Regions from separate parts of the Homo sapiens genome. Here all the other regions are linked to region 2. A link is a loop called in an ENCODE intact Hi-C map of the cell type or tissue named here. Cell type or tissue: mammary epithelial cell. All regions are shown on one strand. Each heading gives the region's core, and the rest is flanking DNA. Links, peaks and the distances in the headings are about the cores only.

What was found. A loop is a pair of places that touch in the nucleus more often than their neighbours do. Peaks named below come from ENCODE experiments on the same cell type or tissue, not always from the same donor. Only the 100,000 strongest peaks of a DNase experiment are listed, where the experiment ranks them.
Region 1: a loop joins it to region 2, with 8 times the contacts of the local background. A loop is called at or near these places in 6 of 110 quality-filtered maps.
Region 3: a loop joins it to region 2, with 22 times the contacts of the local background. A loop is called at or near these places in 3 of 110 quality-filtered maps.

Annotation. Positions count from the first base shown.
Region 1 is chrX:68,507,394-68,515,393 of GRCh38, forward strand. It overlaps YIPF6 (Yip1 domain family member 6), which reads left to right. Exons shown (of 7, transcript NM_173834.4): 2 at 4,456-4,584; 3 at 5,934-6,012. Among named protein-coding and RNA genes, the nearest start is that of YIPF6, 12 kb to the left of the region's middle. In mammary epithelial cell, for the core only: a CTCF peak has its summit at 4,064 (motif pointing right); no DNase peak of the experiment used is centred there.
Region 2 is chrX:68,191,101-68,202,268 of GRCh38, forward strand. It overlaps OPHN1 (oligophrenin 1), which reads right to left. Exons shown (of 25, transcript NM_002547.3): 11 at 10,519-10,610; 12 at 6,086-6,164; 13 at 3,365-3,398; 14 at 2,790-2,852; 15 at 1,819-1,893. Among named protein-coding and RNA genes, the nearest start is that of OPHN1, 240 kb to the right of the region's middle. In mammary epithelial cell, for the core only: a CTCF peak has its summit at 6,038 (motif pointing right); a DNase peak (open chromatin) is centred at 6,061.
Region 3 is chrX:70,091,032-70,102,199 of GRCh38, forward strand. No RefSeq gene overlaps it. Among named protein-coding and RNA genes, the nearest start is that of OTUD6A, 34 kb to the left of the region's middle. In mammary epithelial cell, for the core only: CTCF peaks have their summits at 5,225 and 6,548 (motif pointing left); no DNase peak of the experiment used is centred there.

The DNA of each region.
Region 1 (8,000 bases), core at 1-8,000, 320 kb after region 2:
ATATATTTTAGCTTTTGCTTGTCTGAAAAACGTTTTTACTTTGACTTTATTTTTAATAGTTATTGCTGGGTTTAGAATTCAGTGTTGATAGTTTTATTCTTTTAGCACTCTAAAAGTGTCCCTCCATTTTCTTTTGGTTTGCATAGTTTCTGGTGAGATGTCTTTCTTTGTTTATTTGTTTGTTTATATTTTGTTAGAGATGTCTATTATAATTTTTTTTTTTTTTTGAGATGGAGTCTCGCCCTGTCACTTAGGCTGGAATGCTGTGGCATGGTCTTGGCTCACTGCAACCTCCGCCTCCTGAGTTCAAGCTATTCTCCTGTCTCAGCCTCCCAAGTAGCTGGGATTACAGGCACCTGCCACCATGCCCAGCTAATTTTTTGTATTTTTAGTAGAGATGGGGTTTCACCATGTTGGCCAGGCTGGTCTTGAACTCCTGATCTCAGGTGATCCACCTGCCTCGGCCTCCCAAAGTGCTCAGATTACAGGCGTGAGCCACCATGCCGGCCTTTTATTGTGATTCTTATCTTTGTTCCTGTAAATGCAATGCCTTTCTCTTTGGCTACTTTCAAGATTTTCTCTTTATCTTTGGTTTTCAATAGTTTGTGTCTAGGTTTGTGGATTTTTTCATTTTGTCCTTTGGTATTCATCTTGATTGGGGTTCTCTTGGCTTGTATCTGTCATTTGATGTCTCATTATTTTTGGAAAATTCTCAGCTATTCTTTTTTTTTTTTTTTGAGACAGAGTCTCACTCTGGAGTTCAGTGGCGTGATCTTGGGCTCTGCAAGCCTCGACCTCCTGGGCTCAGGTGATCCTCCCACCATAGCCTTCTGAGTAGCTGGGACTAGAGGTGTGTGCCACCACTCCTGGCTAATTTTTAAATATTTTTTTGTAGAGATGGGGTTTCGCCATGTTGCCCAGGCTGGTCTGGAACTCCCTGGCTCAAGCAATCTGTCTGCCTTGGCCTCCCAAAGTGCTAGGATTACAGGCATCAGCCACTGCGGTTAGCCTATATCTCTTCAGAGCCATTATCTTTCTATTCTTCTGGGATTCCAATTATTTACATAATAAGACCATTTAATGTTTTCCCATAGTTCCTAGATACTCTATTCTTTTTTCTTTTCTTCTTTTACTCTTCTCCTTTTGTTTTAGTTTGCATAATTTTGACTGACCTAGCTCTGAATTCTTTCTTTGGTATTGAGGTAACTGATAAGGCTGGCAAAGGCATTCTTTATCTGTTACTATGTTCATGTATTTCTAGCATTGCCATCTGATTCTTACAGTTTCCATCTCTTTGCAGAAATTCATCATCATTCATGCATGTACCTTTTCTACTAGAGCCTTTTGCATATTAAACATAGTAATCTTAAATTTCTTTTCTGATAATTCTAACATCTTGGTCATCTCAGAGCCTGGTTTTGTTAATTGCTTTGTCTCATAGTGGGTTGTTTTTTCATGTGAGTATGGGGGAGATAATTTGTTATTGATATTGAACGCTGGACATCATGTACACACTGCTAGAAGTGGCACATCTCTGCTGCTGAGTTGTCAGTCAGTAGGGGTTAAGTCAGTCTAGTCAGGGTTGAGCTTTGTTTGTTTTGTTGTTGTTGTTGTTGCTATGGTTACCTTCAGTGCATCACCAGCTTCAGATTCCTCTGTTGTTACCTTGAGTTTAGGGGTGGGGGTGCTATGTTGTCCCAGTGTTTTGTTTTTTGTTGTTGTTTTTTTTTTTTTGAGACAGCATCTCACTCTGTTGCCCAGGCTGGATTGCAATGGCGTGATCATATCTTACTGCAGCCTTGACCTCCTGGGCTCAAGTGATCCTCCCACTTTAGCCTCCTCAGTAGCTGGGACCACAGTTAGTTGCATGCCACCATGCCCAACTAATTTTTTAAAAACATTTTTTGTAGAGATGGGGGTCTCACTGTGTTACCCAGACTAGTCTCAAACTCCTAGCATCAAGCGATTCTCCTACCTCAGCTACCCAGAGTTGGGGTTACAGGCATGAGCCACTGCACCCAGCCCCAATGTTTTTATTAATGTTCATGTTCTGTACTCAGCTTCTGTCTTTGCCCTTGCATCTCATGGTGAGTCTCTTTCTAAGCTCTAGCACTTCCTCCAGCAGTAGACTGCTGTTGTTTATTACTCCATACTTGCTAGCCTGGTGATAGGGGCCAGGGAAAGGGGATTCTTTGTTTTCATAGTCTAGTCTCTGCCTTAGGCAGACCATGTGTCCCTGGGTCTCCTGGGTAGCACTTTCTTAGTGATCCTGTCCCCCTCCTAGCTGAAGGAAACTCTTAATGGTCTGGGCCCAGGATGGTTTTCTGTCCATCCCTTAGTAGTAGAGAGCTTTTCCTTTTCCCTTTCTCCAGCTTCAGTGAGTTGTCACCTGTGTTCTGAAGGCAACTTGTTTTTGTCTAAGTGGCTTTAAGGCTCTTTCCTCTAGGGGCTTTTTTCTAGAGAAGAGCCTGTAAGTGGGTGTGAACTCCCCTTGCGTCTATTGCTTCCAGGGATTCTGTACTCTTGTGCTGATCCATACTTGGACTTTAGCAATTTATTTAAAATTTTATTTGAATTCTTACCCATCTGTGTGGTGTGGTGTGCAGCATTGTCTTCCCCTCATGCTTTGCTACTGTTGAGCCAGTGCTGATGTCTCTTCGTGGAAGCACCTGGCTTTCTTTAGATTTCATCCAGGCTACTTGGTCTCCCTACAACTCAGTTCTCAGATGAATTCAGGGAAAGTTATGATTCAGTAAAGTATCTAGCCTTTTCTCATTATTCTACTTGGGGAATGGTCTTTCCAGCTTCCTATATCTTAATCAGAAGTCAAATTACAGTGTTATATAGTCACTTGAAATAGGTGCTATCTTTGTGGTTGTGTGTTTATTTCAATACATGGTAGTTTCATTGGTTTAATTTTTTCTCTCAGTTTCAGGGATTGCTTCCTTCAAATTTTAATTTTGTTTAATAATTGTGTGAAGTGTTTATATGATTGCAAGTCATTTATATGGACAACATATATTGAAAAAAGCCTAGTTTCTCTCCCTGTCTGCTCTATCCTATTCCTTTCTTTCCTCTATAAGAAACCTTTAAAAAAAAATTCTATGGCATGTTTCTTATATTTAAGAAATATGAGTGTGGTTAAGAAATTGTTTTTGTTTTATTTTATTTTATTTTATTTTATATTTTATATTTTATTTATTTTATTTATTTATTTATTTGTTTATTTTTTGTATTTTTTTGTATTTTATTTTATTATAACGGAGTTTTGTTCTTGTTGCCCAGGCTGGAGTGCAATGGCGTGATCTCGGCTCACCGCAACCTTCACCTCCCGGGTTCAAGCGATTCTCCTGCCTCAGCCTCCCGAGTAGCTGGGATTACAGGCATGCGCCACCACGCGCAGCTAATTTTGTATTTTTAGTAGAGATGGGATTTCTCCATGTTGGTCAGGCTGGTCTCAAACTCCCGACCTCAGGTGATCTGCCCGCCTCGGCCTCCCAAAGTGCTGGGATTACGGGCATGAGCCACCATGCCCAGCCTTTTACAAATTCTTTGAACATCCTCATTCCTTCTAAAATTTCAGTATACTGTCTGCATTTCATTTATCTGCAACTGTTGCCCATTAAAAATTGTGCCTACTGGGCCAAAAACTGTATGAGAAGTCATTGCCTCTATTTTCTTAGGAATTTGTAGATTTGAGTTTTGGTTGTAATAAAATTTGACGGATGTGAACATCCTCATTCTTTCTAAAATTTCAGTATACTGTCTTGTGTTTCCTTTATCTGCAACTGTTGCCCACTAAAAATTGTGCCTACTGGCCCAAAAACTGTATGAGAAGGCATTGCCTCTATTTTCTTAGGAATTTGTAGATTTGAGTTTCGGTTGTAATAACATTTGGCAGATGACTATGAATTTAAAAGTTCACATTCTTTATTCACTTTGAAAATTTTATTTGCTCTGTGATTGCCAGGTAACCTGTAAAGACTGTAATCAAGGTATATTTTGCTATTTCCCTGTTTCCCGCACTTGCCTTTATGGTTCATGTAATGCTCATTTTTAGCCAGCAGAGGCCACTAGAGCCTGTTAGGGAGCAGAAGTGCAACAGAAACGTGGCCATTCTAAGACAGTGATTGCTAAAAGGTCACTTTTTAATAACTTTACAATTATTATCTCAGTCTTGCTAGCTTGTGCCATGTGAAGATTTTATGCTAAATGTTGGTGGGCAAGAAGGTGTCTATGACATTTACTTTAGTTTTTTCATTATGTTTAATCTTTAAAGAAATAAATTTGAGGATTATTGTTAACTGCATTGTGTAATGTCTGTTGAGCTAACACCTACTTTCCTATGTAAAACCCTACAAAATACATGGTCCCAACTCTCTAGGAAATGATGATATATATGAGGAATGCTACAGTTTATTACAGGCTTACTTTTTTTCCCCTGACTCTTCTCAGTTTGCAGGCCTTTCAGATATATCCATCTCACAAGACATCCCCGTAGAAGGAGAAATCACCATTCCTATGAGATCTCGCATCCGGGAGTTTGACAGCTCCACATTAAATGAATCTGTTCGCAATACCATCGTAAGTTAGACTAGTTGAGAGAACTTCTGTTCAGTATCATGGGACTAAGTAACTAATAGTACTTTGCAATATTTTCATTTGGTTCACTGATTTTGAATATATTTTATATACTGAAGTTTAATATTTTATCCTAGAGATTAATTTGGTACAGCCTTTTTGGAGAGCAGTTTGGTTATAATGCATATTAATAATCTTAAAACAGCAAGGTGCGGTGGCTCGCGCCTGTAATCTCAGCCCTTTGGGAGGCCAAGGCAGGCGGATCACCTGAGCTCAGGAGTTCGAGACCAACCTGGCCCAGATGGTGAAACCCCCATCTCTACTAAAAATACAAAGATTAGCCAGACATGGTGGCATATGCCTGAAATCCCAGCTGCTTGGGAGACTGAATCGCTTGTCTCCGGGAGGCTGAGGTTGCAGTGAGCCGAGATCGCACCACTGCACTCTGGCCTGGGCGACAGAGCAAGACTCCATCTCAAAAAACAAAAAAAAGGTCTTAAAATGTCCAAATCTTTTTAAACCAATATATTATCATACTTCTCCAAATGTAGTATAAGGAAAGTTTTAAAATGTAAAACAAAAATTTTCAACATTAAAGTATCAATATACAAAGATGTTTATTATAGCATTCTTTGTAATAGGGGAAAGCTAGAAATAAATGAACCACAGATGAGGTATTGGTTAGGTAAATTATGTTATATCTTTGTGGTGGGATGCTAAGCAACTATTATAAATTATGTTTACAAAGTGTTTAATAACGGGTAAAATTCTAGGTGAAAAAATTAAAACAGAATTAGCTCAGTGGTGCTTTGAGAGGTTGTATTTGTATTACTGAACCCTTCTTCCAGTTTCTTGATTTTTTTTTTTTTTTTGTATCTGGCATCTAGGATTCATTTACCAATTAAATTGGGAATGTTAAAAATTTATTTCATATATTGCAAAGAATGTAGTAGCTAGAGAGCAGGCTAATTGGTCCTTGGAACCTCATCTTCTATGAACTGAATGTCACATACTGTGTTTTGTAGAGCAGCTTTTTATAGTACAATTGTTTTAGTTTCTTTAAGCAGCCTATTGGGAGGGCTGTGTTTCTTTTTTATGGATTTTTTCAACATCAAAACAGAACAGATCAAAACAGATGTGGAAAGGTGTTAAAAGTTGGCTTAAGAAGTTAATAGAAAAAGCATACCCTACCTCTCTGGTTTGTTTGTGTAGTGAAGGAGTTGAACTGGAATTATCTGCAAAATTCAGTGAAGAGTTCACAGGAGATTGAAATGAAAGAAATTTTAGCAAATTAAGTAAGGCTGCTGGCAACCTTGGTCATCACAATACAACAAGTTGTTTCTGTCTTTCAGATGCGTGATCTAAAAGCTGTTGGGAAAAAATTCATGCATGTTTTGTACCCAAGGAAAAGTAATACTCTTTTGAGAGATTGTAAGTATATGAGGTTTTTAAGGGTTTGCTTAATCTATCTCACTGTACCTTATCGTAAGTACTTTATAAGGCAAAGTCTCTGTGGTAATAAAACTGACATCATTTTGTAGGATAAAAAAATATGTAAACGAATATGTAAATCAAACTTCTGGCAGAAATTAAAAATTGATTTTATTTTATTTTTATTTTCATTTTTTTTTGAGACAGAGTCTCACTCTGACTTCCAGGCTGGAGTGCAATGGTATGATCTTGGCTCACTGCAACCTCCGCCTCCTGTGTTCAAGTAATTTTCATGCCTCAGCCTCCTGAGTAGCTGGGATTAAAGGCGCCCACCACCATGCCCAGCTAATTTTTTTGTATTTTTAGTAGAGACGGATTTCACCAGGTTGGCCAGGCTGGTTTCCAACTCCCGATCTCAGGTGATCCACCCACCTCGGCCTCCCAAAGTGCTAGGATTACAGGCAGACATTAAAAATTTAGATTGGAATCTCAGAGATTGAAACATTTTGCTTATTATATTGTCCTCATCAGTAAATGTACACTGGCCAGGCATGGTGGCTCATACATGTAATACCAGCACTTTGGGAGGCCGAGGCAGGAGAATTGTTTGAACTCAGGAGTTTGAGACCAGCCTGGGCAACATGGCGAGACCTCATTTCTACTAAAAATAAAAAAACTAGCCAGGCCTGGTAGCACAAGCCTGTAGTCCTAGCTACTTGGGAGGCTGAGGTGGGAGGATTGCTTGAGTCCAGGAGATCAAGGCTGTAGTGCCGTGACTGTGCCACTGCACCCTAGCCTGGGTGACAGAGTGAGACCTGTCTCAAAAAAAAAAAAATATATATATATATATATATATATTTTAAAAAATGCTCTAGTGGTTACTACAAAATACATTTCTGGAGGCTGCTAATTTACAATATTTACATTTATTACATAATATTCCTGGAAGCTGCTGACACATAAAGAGTTAATGATCTCCAAGGGAAAGGCAAATGTTTAAATTTTTGTTTGTTAGTTTTTTGAGATGGAGTCTCGCTCTGTTGCCCAGGCTGGAGTGCAATGGCACAATCTCAGCTTACTGCAACCTCTGCCTCCAGGGTTCAGGAGATTCTTCTGCCTCAGCCTCTGGAACAGCTGGGATTACAGGTGCCCCACCACCACATCCAGCTAATTTTTGTGTTGTTAGTAGAGACGGGTTTTGCCATGTTGGCCAGGCTGGTCTCGAACTGCTGACCTGAAGTGATCCACCTGCCTTGGCCTCCCAGAGTGCTGGGATTACAGGCAAGAGCCACCACCCCGGCCTAAATGTTAAATTAATATGATAGTAAATACCCGTAAACATTTAACAAATTAATAGTACCTTTATTGACAGTTTGATTTTCAAGCCTATCATTTAGTCTGATGACTGCTTTCTTTATTAGAGTTCTGTCAAAACAGACAGCGTCTCATTCTGTTACCCAGGCTCAAATGCAATGGCGTAATCATAGCTCACTGCAGTCTCAAACTCCTGGGCTCAAGCAGTCCTTCTGCCAGTCTCCTGAGTAGCTGGGACTGTAGGCACACATGGCTAGTTTTTAAATATTTTGTAGAGATGGGGGTCTCCCTATGTTGCCCAGGCTTGTCTAAAACTCCTGGCCTTGGCCGGGCGCGGTGGCTCACGCCTGTAATCCCAGCACTTTGGGAGGCCGAGGCGGGCGGATCACGAGGTCAGGAGATCGAGACCATCCTGGCTAACACGGTGAAACCCCGTCTCTACTAAAAATACAAAAAATTAGCCGGGCGTGGTGGTGGGCGCCTGTAATCCCAGCTACTCGGGAGGCTGAGGCAGGAGAATGGCATGAACCCAAGAGGCGGAGCTTGCAGTGAGCCGGGATAGCGCCACTGCAGTCCAGCTTGGGCGAAAGAGTGAGACTCCGTCTCAAAAAAAAAAAAAATAAAAAAAATAAAAAAATAAAACTCCTGGCCTCAAGCAGTCTGCCCACCTCAGC
Region 2 (11,168 bases), core at 1,229-9,228:
TCCACACTCAATTTGTTCTCTGACACTGTGAAAACTCAGCTTACAAGATGCTTCACTGCCACCCACGAAAGGAAGAAGGGTAGGTTTGCAGGGAGAGAAATGCAGGTAGATACCTGTGAACCATCTATGTAAAGAGAGCTTGTGCAGAGACTCCAATATTGACTCCCTCAGCCTTTAGGGCTTCTTGCCTCAGTGATGTCCATTTACCCGAGCATGCTATATAAAGATGATCATTCTGATATGTGCCATGACCTTAATATGACTGAGAAGCACAAGTGCAGTGGGCAAGTGAATATTTGCATTTAGAACTCATCAGATGATGTCTGGAACAGAGATTTTGTGAGTTGTCAGCATAGAGGTGCTAGTAAAAAGCATAAAGAGAGAATACCACTGCCAGCCATGGTGGACTAACTGGTATCAGACTTGCCTTCCTGCTGTAACAACTAGAAAACTGGACAGTATATAGGAAACTCCTGCATGTAGTTATTGAGCAACAGACAAAACAGGACTATGACTCTGAGAAGAGGGATACAAACAAGATAACTGCTACCTTCTCCACAGCTTGCTTCTTAAAAGCACTTTTTAGATTGCAGCAGATGGAGTGGGAACTCAAGCTGAGCATGGAAGTCTTGCTCAGCTGAAGAGATAAGGATCAAAGTTTAGGAAGGTTGAAGCAGCTATAACTAGCAAGGCACAGTACCAGAGAAGAGTGAGCTATGTGGAAAAAGAGCTCAACAACCTTACCTGGGGGTGGATACTTTATATCTGGCCCAACAAAGCTTAAAAAGAAGACTCAAATAAATCAAATTGATCCACAAATAACTGCCCACAAAACAAAATTCAGTCCTCTTTAAAAGAAATCAACAAAATCAAGACATTCAGTAAGTCACAACATCCAGCAACCAATAAAGATTACAAGAAATGTTTTTTAAGAAACAAAAATGTGAGCCATAACCAGAATAAAAAAAAATCAATCAATAGAAAAACATATTAAAAAAAAAGAAGTAAACCAAGAACAAAGATAGAACTGTAGGAAACACACAGTCAAGGTGTAAAAAACAGAAAGATAAAGGTTCAGCAAGTTATTGAAAAGGAATCCTATAAGATGTTAGAAGAGGTCAGGCATTGTGGCTCATGCCTGTAATCCCAGCACTTTGGGAGGCAAAGGCAAGAGGATGATTGAAGGCCAGAAGTTCAAGACCAGCCTAGGCAATATAGTGAGACCCCATCACTACAAAAAAATTAAAAATCAGCCTGGTGTAGTGGCACACGCCTATAGTCCCAGCTACCCAGGAGGCTCAGGTTGAGGATGCAGTGAGCCATGATCATGCCACTGCACTCCAGCCTAGGCGACAGAGCTAGACCCTGTCTCAAAAAAAAAAAAAAAAGATGTGAGAAGAATCAGAAGAGTGCTGATGTGTTATGGAAGTCACGAAGTCATGTAAGGAGAAAGTTTCAAAAAAGAGAAAGTGGTCAACAAGGAGATCAAGTAAGACACAAACTCAAAAGTATTCACTGGATTTGGTAAGAAGATACCGACTAAGCCTGGCCACACAGTTCCAGTTGAGATGTAGGGAAAGAAGTTGTATTGCTGAGGGTTTCTGGAGTGAATGGGATACGAGGAAGGAGAGATAACAGCCATTTTCAAGGTACGATTGACTCTGCCCAGGGTGGGCAAGTATGTGTATGTTTTACTTTAGAAAATACTTTTTTCAACTATTCTACCACATTTTAGCAGTGTCTCCTTTCTCTTCCAGTCACATTTCTTTGTAACACATAAAGTACTCCCAATAAGAATTATCAAAGTAAAATTGTTACCAAAAAAGGCATTCAGCAGCTTCTGAACCTGAATATTGCTGCCCACAGTGCGGTACAACCCTTCTGTCTTGATCCCTAGTGGAGGAAAAAATCAGGTTAATTTCACTTGTATAGCTAGAGTTGTCATCTCCCCTTGGTACACTAGGGTCAATTCAGATAGGAAGGGGTCACACTACATACTCCAAGTTCTCCAGCCTTCCCTGTAACAGGGGAATAGTCCTACAGCATCTCTCCAAATTATCCATCCTTTCATTTGGAGTGTACCAAACCCTCATTAATCTGAAGAGAAGAAAACAAACTCTATAGTAAATAGAAGCATATGCTTAGTTTGGGCGGCAGCAGAAAGCTGAGAATGGTGCTGCCATCTTAGAAAGAAGTTCATTCAATTGAAAAAGGAGGAAGGATCAACCCTCAAGTTGCTTCTAAGCAGTGATATAAATCACGAGAGGGCTGGAGTAAGGCAGCTGTGAAACAAAAGGCCATTTCCTGCACCAAGAAAGACTAAAAAAACATTTCAAAGAACAAAGAGACTTGATTCACATACCACACTTGCCCACAGTCTAAATATCCTCAGAAGGAAACCAGGGAGTATCGGCAACCAGGAAGAATGCTGATTCCACATCTCCCTGAGTTTGGCTCTGCCCCATCAATTTTCATACCAGTATGTACTGTGGCAGAAATTGAACTCTTGATCATTTAGGATAGAACCATCATGACACTGCTTAAGGAGTGCCAGGTACTGTTTGAGAATACTTTATAAACTTATAAGCTCTTTAAAAGCAGGAATCCAAATTATCCAAATATGCTTGCATACCACTAGTTTAGAATTTTCTGAAATTTTCTAGCTTGCATCTACTACACAAGCTTTATAAACAGTCTTCATTCCTAAAACGCTACTTCAGAGAAATTGCCCAGGATAAAATCAGAGTGACGAGATTCAGACAATGCCAAGACTATGGTTCAGATCTTACCTTTGGTCTCAATAATATTGATGCACTTCCTGACAAACTTGAAGCCCACTTCATTTAGCTCCACTGTTTCAAGCAAAGGAAAAGAGTTAGATCCTGCTGCAACAGGTGTCACCTATTAAACATTTAATGACCATGCAAAGGGACTGCATTGAGAGAGCTAAGGGTTTTTAGTTGCTCATTTCTAGTCACCCTTAAATGGAAAGAGTCATTTTTTCAGGGGAGGTTTAACATTTTAACTCTTATAACACAAAATACTTATATTTAGCCCTTTGAATTGTCTGCTTTCAGCATGAGCAAAGTCATATGTGAAATGTTAGCCTAAAAATACAATTTCTATCATGCTTCCAGAACAGGAAGGATATGTTTCTCTACCCACGATGTAAGCTAACACCAAGTGTCTACCTTAGTTCAATTACCAGACACATTTAAAAAATATATGGCTGAATTTTATTTCACACAAAGGCATCCATATTCAGACTTGCGTTAGTAGTACACATCATTAATGATGGTATTTACTATGAATCGGACAGCTGGCAGTTTATAATGCTAGTAGACCAAAAACTTAAGTGACTCACTTTCTTGCTGTTTTGTTATAGGGCTGTGGTAGATCTACAAAAGAAGATAAACAGAAAGATCCATGGCTATTGTCAATCAATATAGGAAAACAGAGAACATAATATTAAATATCTTTCCCCAGATAGGCATTAAAAATGATTAGAAACTCCAGGATGTTAAAAAGATAGCCAAGTGGGCTAAACATAATTGCTTTGCCAAGATTGCTAGAAAATACTTGAACAGGCCAGGCGTGGTGGCTCATGCCTGTAATCCCAGCAATTTGGGAGGCCAAGGCAGGCAGATCACTTGAGGTCAGGAGTTTAAGACCAGCCTGGCAAACATCATGAAACCCCATCTCTACAAAAATCCAAAAATTAGCCAGGCATGGTGGCGTGCACCTGTAATCCCAGCTGTTTGGGAGGTTGAGTCAGGAGAATCTCTTGAACCCAGGAGGTGGAGGCTGCAGTGAGCTGAGATCACACCACTGCACTCCAACCTGGGCAACAGAGCGAGACTCTGTCAAAAAAAAAAGAAAGAAAGAAAGAGAGAGAGAGAAAGAAAGGAAGGAAGGAAGGAAGGAAGGAAGGAAGGAAGGAAGGAAGGAAGGAAGGAAGGAAGGAAGAAAGAAAGAAAATACTTGAACAATCCCTGAAAATTACACTGAATTTCACACAGTTCACCATAGCTACAGTTTTAGCTAATCCATCTTAGATATTTACTTATGTAACACCTGGGGCATTTTTATGATAAAGCAAGAGACCAGGAAAGTGTTTTCCTCATGGCTATGTACCTGTCTAATGGGCATTATAAAATTTAAATGTTCCTAACACCAATCTCCCACCCTCAAAGACTGGTTGATGAATACTTCTCTGTGGAAAGGCAAATGTCCATCTGAAAGAGATCCATGAATACACCAAGATTTGTCTGTGTTGTCTTGGAGTATGTGCTGTGATAGCTATGTGAGAGACCAGAAAGAAGACTGTTGACTCTTGAAGTCTAGTCCTGGCTCTACCTCTACCTCTTAGGAAATTTTGGGCATGCCCTTTCCATTCTCCAGATCTCAAAATTTATATCAGTAAAGTGATCAGGGTTGGAGTAGACATTCCTTCAAGCCCTGATCTTCTTTGACAGTTTAGGCAAAGGCATGGATGAGATTTGTAAGACTAGTGAACTGGAGTGTTTAGTAAAGGAGCAACAACATTAGTAATGTGAGGTTGCAGGAAATGAGCCCTCTATATGCCATCTGTTAAGAGTCTGTTTGAACAGCCTCTCCTTAAAATAAGTTCTGCATATGTGTGTATGCCCACAGATATTTCAGTGGGAGATATTTTTGTGCCAGCCAGCCTTTTCTGCTACTTTTCTAAACAAGGGATTTGTGGAAAAATCTGCCATGATCAAGTTGGTATGGATCCACATTCAGTGGGCCCATGTGCTCACATCATTCTCCACAGAAAGCCATCTGCATCCTTTGATTCTTGAAAACCTAAAGGGAGAGCAAACTTGGGAGAGGGAATTGAAAGATAAATGCCTTGCTGAGCTTCCCAGCATCTGCCTACAGAAATGTCACAAGCATGAAAGAGTTCAGCAGCAGGTTTCTGGAAGGTGACAGAAGGAAGACAGTGCTGGAATATTTTCTGGATGGCAGTCTTCAGAATACCAAGTCTCTCCTGCTACCTTCCAGTTTACTATAAGTGCAATCTGGGATCTAGTTACCCCTCTAAATTCTCCAGGATACTGAGGACACATAGAAAGAAAAACCTAGAATGCATTTTCCCTCCTAGCCAGTTTTTCACTTGAATACAGCAAAGAAATAAGACTGTATCTGAACACTGCTGGATCTTAGGAGTTTTGTATCCCATCATTCAGATCGGCTAGCACATTGTGGTTTACAAGATGACTTCCATCTGTTTTTTCTAAGCAACCCTGTGAGATAGGTAGAAAGAAATTATTAAAGCCCTTTTACTGAGGAGAAGAAAACTGAATCTCAGAGAGGTGAAATGATTTGCCCAGAGTCACATAGCCATTTAATGGCAGAACTAGTACCTATATCCAAGCTTTTGGAATTCCAACACCAGGAAGCTGATATTATTTAATATGCCACTAAGAAACCAGAATGTTTTTCAATTATTTCCAACTGTTTCTATTGGTCGCTTGATGATAATCAGTAACCCTTTCAAGGGATTGCTTGTCCTCCTGCATAACCGTGTTCTAAATGGAACGGTACATCTTGTGATACAGGATGGCAATGCCATCTCCGCTACCAGCTGTACCCTCAAAGAGAATAAGCTGAGTTGGTGGTATAAGGGTGAGGCAGAAAAATCATTCTGAATAAATGTTTAATAAGTGCTTATTTATAACTATGGCAATTATTTTTCATATTAACACATATTAATTAATTAACACATATTGATTTTATAACCTGAAAAATGGCTTCATTCTTTCTGAAGAAAAGCTCATGGGCATAGCTACATAGTCTAACACTAGAGCAGGGAGCTGAGAGATCTGCATTCTAAGCCCGGTTTTGGTGTCTTCTCTGAGGGTGGTCTCAGAAAAGTCCCTCAACCTTTCTGGAACTCCAGTTGCCTTACCTGCTAAGAGATGTGGAAACAATTCCTTACAGCTCTAAAACTGAGACTAAACAATCCATTACCATTTAATTGTCTGAGACCCACTGATACCACTAGAGGGCACTCATACACTGGCATATGCTGGGGAGGTTTCCCCAGTGTCAGGTAACTTACAGGTTCTTTCCCATCCATGGCTTCCATCCATAGCCTTCTGTTAGCTTCTGAAAGGGCCTGCAGAGTGATGGTTCCTGGCCTGAGGGGGAAAAAAATGGTAAGTATAAAGCAGAAAATTCAACTGAGAGAATGGAGTCTTGTGATCTAGGGTCCCTCTCTGCCCTGGAGTTTGTCACACTGAACAAGCATAGGCTTACAGAATACTAATTTTTCAAAATCTCTTTTACTCAAGAAAACAATAGGCAATTTACAGAACAGTAACTTTGGGAACCATGGAGGCGGGGGTGGTATCTTGGTGGCCTTGTGCCCAGATCCTGCAAGAAATAGGAAGGTAACTGTCAAGACGCCTCCATAATGCACACTTAAATTGGCCCCATTGTGCTTGAACCAAACAAAGGCTCTCACTGCCTTACTCTGTTGGAAGCCAGCCACTTTGTCTGAGCTCTAGGAATGAGCATGAACATCAGAGGCACATTATCTCTCAGTAAAATGGCTTTGCTTCTTCCAGCACCTGCGATGTCCAAGAAACATTTTGAGTTGCAATAAATTCAACAACATGAGTACTGGCTAAGACACAGGGAGGAGGCGTTTTGGCTAATAAGCAATTTTATGACTAATAAAAACAACTAATATTTACTGAATGCTTACTAGGTGACAAATTTTGTTCCAAGTAAACTATGTATATTAACTCAGTTAATATATATAATAAGGCAGTTACAGTAATCATCTCTATTTCACAGAAGGGGAAACTGAGGCACAGAGTAATTATCCAAGGTCATATAGCAGGGAACTACTAGAGACAGGAATTAAATCCAGAAAGTCTGGTCCAGCAGCCATATTCTTCATTACTACAATATAAGGCCTCTTCTGCCTGGCACACGGCTTCGAACCCTGTTTTATTCTATTTATTTGCAGGCTACCTGCTGTGGTCTGAATATTCCCCAAAATTCATAGGTTGAAAGTTAACTACCAATGTGATGATATTAAGAAATGGGACCTTTAGGAGGTGAGTTAGTCATAAGGGTAGAACCTCATGAATGGGATTAGGGCCCTTTTACAAAAACTTGAAAGAGTAGGTTCATTCCCTTCCATCTCTTCTGACATATGAGGACACGGTGTTGGTGCTCTCTGGAGGGCACTGCAACAAGATGCCATCTTGGAAACAGAGACCAGGCCCTCACCAGACACTGAAACTGCTTGGACTTCCAGCTTCTAGAAATGTGACAAATGAATTTCTGTTGTTTATACATTACTGAGTCTCAGGTATTTTGTCATAACATCACAAATGGACTAAGACACTACTAACTACCCAGAGATATCCCAAGCTGTTATGCTCTTTATGGTCTTTTTAGATCTTTGTGACTCATCTGGAATTTTGAGATTAACCATACTTTATGCAAGGTATAAAGTCTCCTTGCATTCTCCTGGCTTGCTGAGCCATTAGGAAAACATTGTTCCTTCCACAAATTCTGTGATAAGATGAGACCTCTCCTAGAGTCATAGAATGATAAAAGCAATGCCAAGAGAGTTCAGCCACCCTGGATAAGTAACTAGGCCTTTCTAGACCTCAGTTTCTTTATCTGAAAGGGTTCTGGAACACAGGAGCTGGGAGGTCCTTTCCATTACTGATATCACAGGAATCCTGTTCTACCTGCTGGAATCATGGGGTTCCTGTCCTACCTTCTCTTACTTCATTAAAGCACCTCTTAATGACAGTCTTGTGGTTACTGGCAACAATATATACTTCCACAGCCATCTTGAATGGGGTCATCCATTGTTAACACAAAAATGATACAGATTCACAAACCAAAATTCAAATAACATCACCTCCCTCATGTGACTGTGGTGACGACTAAAGGAAATTATACGCTTAAATGGCTGATAACAGTGCCTGTCACAAAGGAGGTACTTGGCAAATGTTAGCAATTGTTTTTATTATTATTACAATTATTGTTGTTGCTGTTATTAAAACATTTCAAGCTCTGCCTTGCTATGAGCCTGTCATTTTAAATACTGCTAAGAGCCTAAATTTAGAACCAGGTGCAGTGACTCACACCTGTAATATGAGCACTTTGGGAGGCTGGCACAGGAGAATCACTGCAAGCCAGGAGTTGAAGACCAGCCTGGGCAACATAGCAAGGTCCCATAGCTATAAAAAATAAAAAATTAGCCAGATATGGTGGTGCACACCTGTCAGTCCCAGCTACTCAGGAGGCTCACGCAAGAGGATCACTTGAACCTGTGCCACTGCAAACCAACCTGGGCAACAGAGTAAGACCCTCTCTCTAAAAAATTAAAAGTTAAAAAAATAAAAAATCTTATCCTCTCTTCCTGACATAGAAAAAGTGGCTCCAAGAGCCCTTTGCTCTGTGCTCCAGGGAATGTGAGTACAGCTGCCTGATGCCTGCTAGGAAGCCTGACTCTGTTCCTTATATCAGACTGACTAGCCAGAAAAGCAGATGTCATGTCACTCAAAAGACTCCACATGCAGAGAGGGGCCTCAGCACCTGTTCATTATTATATTTAACGCTCTACTTTGCAGCTTGTTTCTTCTGCTTATAATAGACAATATAAAAAATTAAAAACAGCATGGAGCCAGGCATAGTGGCTCACGCCTATAATCCCAGCACTCTGGGAGGCCGAGGCAGGTGGATGTCTTGAGGCCAGGAGTTCAAGTCAAGCCTGGCCAACATGGTGAAACCCCATTTCTATTAAAAATACAAAAATTAGCTGGACATGGTGGCACACGCCTGTAGTCCCAGCTACTCAGGAGGCTGAGGCAGGAGACTCGTTTGAGCCCAGGAGGTAGAGGTTGTGCAACACTGCACTCCAGCCTGGGCAAGAGAGAGAGACACCATCTCAAAACAAACAAAAAGAAACCAGCATGGGCTTTGGAGACCTACAGACCAGGGTTTGAGCTCAGCCTCACCATTTCCTATGTGACTTTAGTTGGGCAAGTCAGTTAAATATATGTGGGTCTCAGTTTCCTCACTGGTAAAATGGGGGGGGTGTAGATTAAATGAGGGAATGTTTTGTAAAGTGCACAGTATATGATAACTAAAAGTGTAGATGCATCAAAACTTTAATCCCTGGGTTCTAGTGTCGAAAATTCTTCAGCATTCTAGGATAAGAAAAAAACACTTAAAAATAAACATCAAATTTAGTACTTATCATGAGCCATGCATAGCACCAGGTACAAGAAACATAAATTCATCCTAGCCCCTAACCACGGGGACAAACTGTTTGCAACTGCTTGAGTTGGGGATATTATTTGCAAAAAAGGGAAGCCACAGCCAACAATAATTTTCCCCTTCCTACTGGAACTGAGGCTATCAGGAAAATGAGTGACAGTCTCATGGTTACTGGCAACAATACGTACTTTCAGAGCCACCTCAATTGGGATCATCCATTTTTAACAAAGAAATGATATAAATTCACAAATCGAAATTGTGAGGGTCAAATAATAATCTCTCAATTTTGAAATAATGAAACAAGCTAAGTCCTTTATTCCCCAATTTTTTTAAAAATGCCCTCATCATTTAGTCTGATTGTTATGATCCCAGTCACTGCTAGTTTTGTTCACATGATATTGTAATTCACCCTTCAAGTTCCTTTCTAGCAATCTGATCATTTTGCAAAATTCTATTCTATTACTAAGTATCTAACATCTAGAAATAAAAGGTTGAGATAAAATCTAGAAACAGATTTATTCTGTTTATTTTGGTACAACCACCCAACTATAAAGCATGTCTTTCTCCACAATAATGCCAAATGCATTCATTTGAAATTTTAATGGTTAAAATTCTCCTCTGATAAAACTGCTCAGGTTCAAGTAAAAAAAGAGGGCACTGGGGAGAAACAAACACAACGAAGTCCAAAATGTGCAAGCCTTAGCTGTAAGATCTGAAAGGTGATAATCACACTATTTCCAGTTCATTGAGTATCTGTAAAGTAGGGAAGGTCTGCATCATTTTTGCACCAAATGGGGGGAAATGACTTTCTAATAACACCACGACCCTCCACCCCATCTTCCCTCCCTCAAAAATGTGTGCCAATTCATTTGTTCTTTTATGTGATATTAGGAGATTTAACAAAGAATGAGCTTTGTTATCCTTTCCTTCTTGCAAGATCACCAAATGTTGACCTTTTGCACATCTGATAGCAAATTAAATCCCAGGAGAGACTTTTTCTTCCCAGAGCAAGTGAGGCAAAGCTGATAGAAGCTTGCACAGAGAAAAGCAGCACTGGGCCAGGTCTAGCAGGGATCCCTGGGAAGGGCAGCCAGAAGAGCTGGCTTGAATAGACTCACAACAAAGTCCTGAATAGACTTACTCATTGTCATCAACGTGGGATGACGGAGGAAAATAAAAGACCTACCCAGGCTAAGCATCTGGCACGTGGGGACATTGCCAATTCACAGCGGCACAGCTTACCTTTCATTAGTTTCTATGTCAAAACAGAACCTCTTGTCGATAGACTCCGTCTTCCTTCTCACACAGTACTTCAGTGTTAAGTCCAAGGGCCCCTGATATGAAACAAGAATTAACAGGCAATTTTTAAAAAAAGACACAGAAGCTGTTTCTGCTTCCTACAGTGTCTTCAGTGTCACTTGGAAGGCGTCTGGTCAAGGCAGCAGGAGCAATGTGTAGACTCACTGAGAATCTTGTCCCTTCAAACAGTATTTGCAGCAAGATGGCAGATGGTTTCTCCCCGCTCCAAGAATCAATGGCTGAGACCAGGAGAAATTGTTCAGAGTCATCCAGCACTCTTTCCCAAGACGGAAGACTTAATAGGAAGCTCAATACATATCATGTAAGGGGAGTGTAGGAGAAATGGGCTGACTGAATGGCATTAAGTGTACAGAATAAAATTTTCATGAGGCCTCTGGGGAGGGAAATTGTGACGGGGTAAGTGGCTGTCTAAAACCTCCCTTAGAAAGTCAGAGGGTAGCTGAGCAAAGAAGCTTCCATTAAAGTGGCAGATGAAGGAGGGAGAAAAACATTTCTGTCTCCCAACTCTAGACTCTTTAGGATGACAGAAATCACAAATGTAATCGCTCCAAAGGTAGCGCAAAAGTAGAGGA
Region 3 (11,168 bases), core at 1,789-9,788, 1.9 Mb after region 2:
ATACTTCAGCTGTCAGAGATAAATATGCCCATCTCTGTATGTAGGAAGCCCCTGTGGCCTGCTTTTATGCTCATCCTTCTGCACAGAGTCCCTAATTATCTTCTTTTGTCCCATGCCGAAGGGGTTTGGGGCCATGCTTTGAAAAGAATCCCACCACAGTCCTCTACCTCAAGTTTCCTGCTCAGGTCTAAGGCTGATCTTATTGCAGTGGAACTGCAGACAAGAGCTAAACAATGCTTCTTCTTCAGTAGGGTGGTCAGACCACAGCAGATGACCAGCAGGCCAGTCACCATCAGCAAAGTCCAGGTAGCCCAAGGCCCCCACGCCTCATACATGGTGGACTGTGGTCACCCATTACTGCCAAGATATATGCTCTGTCCTTCCTCTAAGTCTAGCACACTCACATTGGCCCTTAGCAAAGCATCCAGCAGTGGAGAAGATTGCTAGAGATAGCTAAGTTAGTGAGGTGGCCAGGTATGGCTTTCAGGGTCCCTCCTTCCAGGGCTTGCAGCCTATTGTAGTGGAGGCCCAGACTAGCCAGGGGGAACCAGCCAAGGCCCTCAGGAAGGCTTCTCACCTTATCAGGGCTGTCCAAAACATGGAGCTTCTGCAGGCAGAGGGGCCATGCCTGGGAGCGCTTCATCCCATTGGCCTACAGAGAAAGCTTCTGCAAGGAGAACTGCAAGCCTCAAAAGGTCCCTGGGGTTAAAAACCATCCTCATGTTGCCAGAGAGATCCAGGCAGTGGAGAGTGGCAGGGGCAGACTCCTAAACGTAGGACCCTGGCTCATTCTTTCGAAGGCTCAGATTCTTCACTAGGAAAGCTGTCCTGGTGAAGGCTGGGGCCGGGGGTCAATGGTGCTTCTGAGGGAGGGGCTCTTTCCCGATGCTCCATGCCCCCAAAACAGGTACAATATGTTGTCCTCCAAGTCTACAGCTTTCAGCCTGGGCATAATCTCAAAAAACCAGACAGGCGCACACTGAATCAGATTCCATGGAAATCCAGAGATGTCATGGGCAGAAGGACAGTGGAGAAGTAGGGAATGGCCTTGGAACTGGTGACGCCATGGGCAGTGGGCTGTCACATTTCAGAGACAGTTCTAGGCCATGCTGAGGTGCTGAAGGGCAGGAAGCCTACCAAGGAAGTCTCTTGGGAATGATACCAGTCAGTTTCTACTTAGGTCAAGTGGGATATGCCAAGATAATGTCACTCAGGTTGGATGTTACGTCATGGCTGCTCCGAGTCAGATTCCACTAGTCACCTCTTAGTACCAACTGGCAACCCCCCATACTGGAGATAGGGGATTTGGTTCTAGAGACATCAGGTAGTTGTCAAAGAAGGGAAACTGTCAGAGATGGTTTGGGGTAGGGAGAAGTGGGAAGGTGCTCAGAAGCCAGTTATGACTCGGGTCTAATACCTGAAACTAGTATGCCCCATCTCACTCCTCAGCTGCAAATAACTGCAGGGCACTGGGCCTCTAGTGGAGCTGCCACAGGTTGGGGAGGCTAAAGGCAGAGATGCAGTGAAGATAATTGCTGGCCGAGCTGAGCTCCTACAGCAGGGGCAAGCCAGCCAAGGCCCCTGACTCAATTTCCAGAATGTACTTGCTGCTCAGGTTGATCCAACAGCAAAGGGGAGCCCAAGAAGGTGCCCCAGGCCAGGCGAGTCATGTAGTTATCTGAGAGATTTAGGCTCTCCAAGAAGCTGAGTTTGACCACCTATGGCACCATTGAGGCAGTTGGCCGAGAGATATGGAACCCAAAAGCGACACAAGAACTGGAGTGCTCTGTCATTAGCCAGATGGTTATGGTCCAGGAGGTTGGAAGCCAGGATGAGGGAGCAGAGCCAGTGAAGCTGGTGGAGGGCTTCTGAGACCAAAACCTTCAGCTGGTTGCCCCAAAAGTCCAAGTGTTGAAGCCTTGGTCTGGCCTCAGTTGCACCATCCCCCCTAGAACTTTTAGAAGAAGGTTGTGAGAGAGGTCAAGTTGTTCCACACTACATGGGAGCCCTGCCAGAAACATTTGGAAGCAGAAGCCCTGGCAGAAAACACTCGGCCTGGCCATCAGGGTTGGGGAGAGAGAAGAGTATCTTGGGAGCTAGTGAAAGAGTAGGGTGGAGTTGGGGAGGAAGAGATGAACCCCATACCCTCAAAACAAAAGATCTTGAGCACCAAGATCTGTGTAATGTAATGCCAAATACATTACCTCACTCCAAGAAGTAGGGGTGGTTGTTCCTGTCTTACTAGATAATGAGAGAAGCTCAAAAAAGTGAAGTGACCTGCCCAGCGTACAGGATTTTAACCCAAGTCTGGCTGACTCAAAGCCCATGCTCTTTCAGTTTATCTTACCTCCTTGAGTGTATCTTTTTCTACTTCAAAAACCCCTTGTTCCCTATGGCAACAGGAAATTTGTTTCTATCCATGAATGAATCAGGCGGTCTTACGGTACAATGCAATCAATATGATCCTCGAATGTTAGAGCTGGAAGAGACCTTAGAGAGCATTTCTCTCTGACAACCCTCTCATTTTATAACTAGCACAACAAAAGGCTCAGAGATGGGAAGAGGCTTGTTGAAGGGAACAGCAAATCCGAGCCTGCCTGCTCAGCCCCTGCCCCAGGAGCTCACCAGATAGTGACCAAGAAAGGAGGGAGAGGCAACAATGAATCTATTTCTGGATGCCATAGGGTGGATGCTGCCCACCCACAGTTACTCTTCCTTGGAGATGAAGCACCCACCAAGGACAGGAGGAACCAACTTCTAGCCCTTTCCCTTGGAAAAAGAGTCAACCAGGAAGGTTCTCCACTCCCCAACCCCCACCCCCAACCCTACTCCCTGGAGAATATAACTTACGGGGTAAAAAGGGGTTTTGAGGTTAAAAAAAAAAAAAACAAAAACATGAGTTGGCTGGGCATGGTGGCTCACGCCTGTAATCCCAGCACTTTAGGAGGCCAAGGTAGGCGGATCACCTGAGGTCGGGAGTTCAAGACCAGCCTGATCAACATGGAGAAACCCCGTCTCTACTAAAAAAAAATACAAAATTAGCCAGGCGTGGTGGTGCGTGCCTGTAATCCCAGCTATTCGGGAGGCTGAGGCAGGAGAACCGCTTGAACCTGGGAGGTGGAGGTTGCGGTGAGTCAAGATCACGCTACTGCACTCCAGCCTGGGCAACAAGAGTGAAACTCCATCTCAAAAAACAAACAAACAAAAAAACACATGAGTTCAATTCCCAAGCTCACCATTAACTAGTCTAATAATCTCGGGCAAATGCTGTGACTTCCCTGAGCCTCTTTCCTCATCTGTAAAATAATGATACCTCTCTCACAGGGTTGTTTTGGAGATTCAATGCAATGACAAATGTAAAGCACTTAACGCAAAGTATGCATCTATAACTATTCATTTGTCTCTTATCTACCAAGGACTCCCTTTTTTTTTTTTTTTTTTTTTTGAGACAAGAGTCTTGCTCCGTCACCCAGGCTGGAGTGCAGTGGTGCAACCTCGGCTCACTGCAACCTCCACCTCCTGGGTTCAAGAGATTCTCCTGCCTCAGCCTCCTGAATAGCTGGGATTACAGGCACACGCCACCACGCCCGGCTAATTTTTTGTAATTTTAGTAGTGACAAGGTGTCACCATGTTGGCCAGGCTGGTCTCAAATTCCTAACCTCAGGTAATCCACCAGCCTCGGCCTCCCAAAGTACTCGGATTGCAGGCATGAGCCACCGCGCCTGGCCTCTGGCTAATTTTTGTATTTTTAGTAGAGACAGGGTTTCACCATGTTGGCCAGGCTGGTCTCGAACACCTGACCTCAAGTGATCCACCCACCTCGGCCTACCAAAGTGCTGGGACTACAGTCGTGAGCCACCGCGCCGGGCCAGCTCCCATATTTTCATCCAAGACTGGGCCAGGAAGGCAAAAGTCCCCAGCATGGGGAAGATAGCAGCCTCAGGGCAGAGGTAGCCTTGCAACAAGGAGGCAGAATGATTTATTCTGCTGCTTTTGCAGAAACAGCAAGGCCAGGAGTAGGCTGAGATCTGGTTGGGCCATGCTGTTGGGGTCCTTCAATTTGCCCCAAAACCATGAACCTGGGCTAGGCCTTGGAAACTTTTAAGTAGGCCCATGCTAGGGCAGGAAGTATTGATACAGGATGGGAAAAGTAGGGACCAATATTCTCCCTGGGGGAAAGATGAAAAAGAGAAGTTGGGGAGGGAGTGAACGCTTTTGAAATAGGTAGAGGAAAACTGCTGGGCTTTTCTTGAAAGGAGTCACATCTTGGGGTACCAGGAAATGAACGCTTTCCCTAGCTGGCCTATAAGTTTCCCTCAGCCCTTGGGGGCCATTTTAGGGAAACTCCTCCATTAGAAGGGAAATCCAAGCTCTGAGTAAAAAGACCAGCCTCTCACCCCCTGTATTGTAGGGCTCTGTCTCAGAGACAACAGGAAAGTCAGAGGGTGGGGACCAGGGTGAAATTGGGATAGGGCCCTGCTTCTTGGCAAGTATTGTTCTGGGTGCCCCTCCCTCCACTCATTCAATTACTTAGTGCCAGGCCCTGTGGGGAATAGAAGAATCTCAAGTCTCACCCATATTCAAAACAAAAAACAAAAAAAAACTGTACTGGCCGGGCATGGTGGATGGTGGCTCACACCTGTAATCCCAACACTTTGGGAGGCCGAGGCGGGTGGATTACCTGAGGTCAGGAGTTCGAGACCAGCCTGACCAACATGATGAAACCTTGTCTCTACTAAAAATACAAAAATTAGCCGGGTGTGGTGGCACGCACCTGTAGTCCCAACAACTCGGGAGGGTGAGGCAGGAGAATCGCTTGAATCTGAGAGGCGGAGGTTGCAGTGAGCTGAAATCGTGCCGCTGCACTCCAGCCTGGGCAACAGAGTGAGACTCCGTCTCAAAAAACAAACAAACAGACAAACACACAAACAAAAAACAAAAGCAAAAAATAACTGTACCATGATGCTACTTCCTTCTCTGTCCCTGGATCTTCTTTCTTTTTCAGGCAAGCTCTTGGCAGTTTCTTCCTCTGAAAAAAAAATCCGTGGACTTCATCCCTTTATCTCCATCCCAAATACAACTTCTCCAGTCTAAGCTCAGCTCATCTTTCACCTGCCTCCAGTTTCTGTCTTCCTTCAAGGCAGCTGGACTGCCAGGTCATCAGTTGCATCCATCCAATTCCTTGCTTAGAACTCTTTGATGGCTCTCCACTGCCCCCACCAGATCAAGTCCAGTCTCCTTCACCTGGCACATGAGGTCCTTTGTGATCTGGTCCCTGCTTATCTGTCTGTATTTCTTGTCACTTCTCCCACAAGAAACATGCAATTCATACTTACTTACAGTTCCTGGAATGACTGTGAGTAGCTACCATTTCACACCTCTCTTTATTTGCACATACCATTATTCCTGCAACGCTCTTTCCAGCTTGACTAGCGTAATTTGACCTGTCTTACAACCTGTGGCTGAACCGTGATCTTTTTTGTGAAGCTTTCCTTGATCTCCCATCTTTTCTTGGCTTCAGCCTTCTAGCCATCTAGTCGGCGCCCTCCTCAAACTCCCTGGCAAGTTCCTGCTATGCCTGGTCTTGTTTATTCCCACTTTTGCCCTTCATTTTTCTTCAAGTGAGCTTTATTCTACACCAAACACTCTACTTATGTTGTATGCGTGTTATCACATTGAATCTTCACATCCACCCGGTGAGTTTGATGCCATTATTATCCCCATTTTACAGCTGACAAAACCGAGGCTTGAATATCTATGTTAGTTGCTCAACATCACCCAAGATACAAGGTTAATAAGTGGCATAGTGGAGATCAAACCCAGGTTGACACAAAAGGCTTAATCATGGTGCTAGAGTCCCTAGCCTTTACCGAGTTGAGGGGTGCAGTAACCCTGGGAGAGGCTTGCTGAAGCTGGGCAGAAGTGGAGGTGAAATCTCCTTAGGGCCATGTGTCCTGATGTCCTAGAGGCTACAGTTACTTTGGGGCAGCCCAATGGCCAGTATATGGCTTCTTCCATCTGAGACAGAGAGCAGGCTGTGGCAGGAACAAGGTAGTACCTTTCTAAGGATAAAAAGATGCAAAGTTGGTCCAGTCGCAGTGGCTCATGCCTGTAATCCCATCACTTTGGGAGGCGGAAGTGGGTGGATCACTTGAGGTCAGGCGTTCGAGACCAGTCTGGCCAACATGGTGAAACCCCATCTCTAATGAAAATACAAAAATTAGCTGGGTGTGGTGGGACGCACCTGTAGTCCCAGCTACTCAGAAGCCTGAGGCACAAGAATCGCTTAAACCCAGGAGGCAGAGGTTGCAGTGAGCTGAGATCGCACCACTGTACTCCAGCCTGGGCAACAGAGTGAGACTCCGTCTCAAAAAAAAAAAAAAAAGTTTTAAATACTGAAGCTGCCTACTTTAAGAGCTCTCACAAAATCCTCTAGCCATGCCTAGGCAGAGAAGGTCAAAATGTCCTGGGCAAGACTGACAGGCAGCAAAGAGAAGGCAAAGGGAAGCAAATGAGACAGAAGTTAGGCTCCAACTGCCACCTGGTGGCCAGCCTTAGAGAAGCAAGTGGATGGTTCTAGGGTCGCAAGCTTAGGACACAAGCCAAGGGCCAGAGAGGCTGCTCAGGTGAGCTGGGCCTTGGCTCACGGCATTCATTCATTCATTCACTCACTCACATATTCATCCATCCATCTATCTATTCATTTCTTCATTCATTTAAAAAGGTATATTATACTAGACAGACACAGCACTGGGAATACAGCAGTGAACAAAAACAAAAATTCCTGCTCTCATTGAGCTCATACTGCAGTGGTAGGAGACAGAGCAAAAAAGTCCATGACATTGTGTTTTAGATGGTGATGAGTGCCATGGAGAGAAAGTGGGGAAAGGGGAGGAGCAGAGGCTTTGCCATTTTAAATAAAGCCTCACTCAGAAGGTGAAATTTGATAAAAGACTTGAAGGAAGAAGGAAGGGAGGTAGCCATGAGGATGTCTGTGCGAAGCAGATTCTGGGTTAAAGAAACAGTCTGTGAAAGCCCCAAAAGTAGGAGCATGTGTTATGTGACTGAGGATCGGTCAGGCCAGTGTGGCTGGAGCAGAGTGAACAAGGAGGAGAGTAATAGGAGACAGTCACGGGGAAGCAGGCAGGAGTTCAATCATGTGGGGCTCAGGAGGCATATTTTATATACTGAGTGACAGATAGGAAGCCAGGGGAGGGTGACTTGCCCAGGGTCACCCAAGCTAGCAAGTGGTACTAGGCATTCTGTCTCAAAGGCCTGAGCTCTGTGGTTCTCACAGGGATAGACAAACAGACCAGTGGGACAGAAAAGAGAACTCAGAAATAGACGTATACATATCTGCCCAACTGATTTTTTGACAAAGGTACAAAAGCAATTCAATGGAGGAGAAGGATATTCTTTCCAGCCATTAAATTGTCTAGTGGTTTATTTTTTTATTTTGTTTTATTTTATTTTTTTTTTTGCCTAGGGTTGTCTAATGCTCTAGAGCTGGGCAGAAGTGGAGGTGAAATCTCTTTGGGGCCATGTGTCCTGATGTCCTAGAGACTACAGTTACCTTGGGGCAGCCCAGTGGCCAGTATCTGGCTATCTAATTGCTCTAGAGCATTAGACAACCATAGGTAAAAAAATAAACCCTGAACTAAACCTCATACCTTATACAAAAATGAACTCAACATGGATCACAGGCTTAAAAGTAAAATACAGAACTATAAAACTTTTAGTTTTTAGAAAAAAATAAGAGAAAAGCTTTGGGACCCCGGGCTAGGCAAAAACTTTCTAGGCTTGTCACCAAAAGCATAATCTATAACAGAAAAAATTGATAAATTGACTTCATCAAAATAAAAAATTTTTGCTCTGTGAAAGACATGTTTTAGTCACACAAAACCATGAATTTTCATAACAGCTTTATTCATAATAGCCAAAATGTGCAAGCAACCCGACGTTCTTCATCAAATGACTAGTTAAACAAACTGTGGTACATCTCTACCATGGAATACTACTCACCAATAAAAAGGAATAAATTATTGGTACATTCAACAACTTGGATGAATCTCTAGGGAATTATGCTGAGTGAAAAAAAGCTACTTCCAAAAGGTTATATACCGTATGATTACACTTTTATAACATTCTTGAAATAGCAAAACTATAGCGATGGAGAACAGATTTCGGGTTGCCAGGGATTAAGAATGGGGAGAGGGAAGCTGGTGGATGTGGTTCTAAAAGGACACCATGAAGAATCCTTGTGATGATTGAACAATTCTATACCTTGACTGAGGTTGTGGATACATGAAACTTCACATGTGATAAAAGTGCATAGAACTACACACACACACACACACACACACACATATACAGATGAGGTCATATAAAACATGAAGTCTGACTAAGCTCTGTAGACTGTATCAATGTCGGTGGACTTGTGCTTTGCTTGTTTTTGTTTTTGTTTTGAAACAGGGTTGAAACTGAACAATCTGCTCCTGAATGACTACTGGGTACATAACGAAACGAAGACAGAAATAAAGATGTTCTTTGAAACCAACGAGAACAAAGACACAACATACCAGAATCTCTGGGACACATTCAAAGCAGTGTGTAGAGGGAAATTTATAGCACTAAATACCCACAAGAGAAAGCAGGAAAGATCCAAAATTGACACCCTAACATCACAATTAAAAGAACTAGAAAAGCAAGAGCAAACACATTCAAAAGCTAGCAGAAGGCAAGAAATAACTAAAATCAGAGCAGAACTGAAGGAAATAGAGACACAAAAAACCCTTCAAAAAATTAATGAATCCAGGAGCTGGTTTTTTGAAAGGATCAACAAAATTGATAGACCACTAGCAAGAGTAATAAAGAAGAAAAGAGAGAAGAATCAAATAGACACAATAAAAAATGATAAAGGGGATATCACCACCGATCCCACAGAAATACGAACTACCATCACAGAATACTACAAACACCTCTACGCAAATAAACTAGAAAATCTAGAAGAAATGGATAAATTCCTCGACAAATACACCCTCCCAAGACTAAACCAGGAAGAATTTGAATCTCTGAATAGACCAATAACAGGCCGCTACAAAATCATGCCAAAATGTAAAGACCATCGAGACTAGGAAGAAACTGCATCAACTAACGAGCAAAATCACCAGCTAACATCATAATGACAGGATCAAATTCACACATAACAATATTAACTTTAAATATAAATGGACTAAATTCTGCAATTAAAAGACACAGACTGGCAAGTTGGATAAAGAGTCAAGACACATCAGTGTGCTGTATTCAGGAAACCCATCTCACGTGCAGAGACACACATAGGCTCAAAATAAAAGGATGGAGGAAGATCTACCAAGCCAATGGAAAACAAAAAAAGGCAGGGGTTGCAATCCTAGTCTCTGATAAAACAGACTTTAAACCAACAAAGATCAAAAGAGACAAAGAAGGCCATTACATAATGGTAAAGGGATCAATTCAACAAGAGGAGCTAACTATCCTAAATATTTATGCACCCAATACAGGAGCACCCAGATTCATAAAGCAAGTCCTGAGTGACCTACAAAGAGACTTAGACTCCCACACATTAATAATGGGAGATTTTAACACCCCACTGTCAACATTAGACAGATCAACGAGACAGAAAGTCAACAAGGATACCCAGGAATTGAACTCAGCTCTGCACCAAGCGGACCTAATAGACATCTACAGAACTCTCCACCCCAAATCAACAGAATATACATTTTTTTCAGCACCACACCACACCTATTCCAAAATTGACCACATAGTTGGAAGTAAAGCTCTCCTCAGCAAATGTAAAAGAACAGAAATTATAACAAACTATCTCTCAGACCACAGTGCAATCAAACTAGAACTCAGGATTAAGAATCTCACTCAAAGCCGCTCCACTACATGGAAACTGAACAACCTGCTCCTGAATGACTACTGGGTACATAACGAAATGAAGGCAGAAATAAAGATGTTCTTTGAAACCAACGAGAACAAAGACACCACATACCAGAATCTCTGGGACGCATTCAAAGCAGTGTGTAGAGGGAAATTTATAGCACTAAATGCCCACAAGAGAAAGCAGGAAAGATCCAAAATTGACACCCTAACATCACAATTAAAAGAACTAGAAAAGCAAGAGCAAACACATTCAAAAGCTAGCAGAAGGCAAGAAATAACTAAAATCAGAGCAGAACTGAAGGAAATAGAGACACAAAAAACCCTTCAAAAAATCAATGAATCCAGGAGGTGGTTTTTTGAAAGGATCAACAAAATTGATAGACCGCTAGCAAGACTAATAAAGAAAAAAAGAGAGAAGAATCAAATAGACACAATAAAAAATGATAAAGGGGATATCACCACCGATCCCACAGAAATACAAACTACCATCAGAGAATACTACAAACACCTCTATGCAAATAAACTAGAAAATCTAGAAGAAATGGATACATTCCTCGACACATACACTCTCCCAAGACTAAACCAGGAAGAAGTTGAATCTCTGAATAGACCAATAACAGGCTCTGAAATTGTGGCAATAATCAATAGTTTACCAACCAAAAAGAGTCCAGGACCAGATGGATTCACAGCCGAATTCTACCAGAGGTACAAGGAGGAACTGGTACCATTCCTTCTGAAACTATTCCAATCAATAGAAAAAGAGGGAATCCTCCCTAACTCATTTTATGAGGCCAGCATCATTCTGATACCAAAGCCGGGCAGAGACACAACCAAAAAAGAGAATTTTAGACCAATATCCTTGATGAACATTGATGCAAAAATCCTCAATAAAATACTGGCAAACCGAATCCAGCAGCACATCAAAAAGCTTATCCACCATGATCAAGTGGGCTTCATTCCTGGGATGCAAGGCTGGTTCAATATACGCAAATCAATAAATGTAATCCAGCATATAAACAGAGCCAAAGACAAAAACCACATGATTATCTCAATAGAAGCAGAAAAAGCCTTTGACAAAATTCAACAACCCTTCATGCTAAAAACTCTCAATAAATTAGGTATTGATGGGACGTATTTCAAAATAATAAGAGCTATCTATGACAAACCCACAGCCAATATCATACTGAATGGGCAAAAACTGGAAGCATTCCCTTTGAAAACTGGCACAAGACAGGGATGCCCT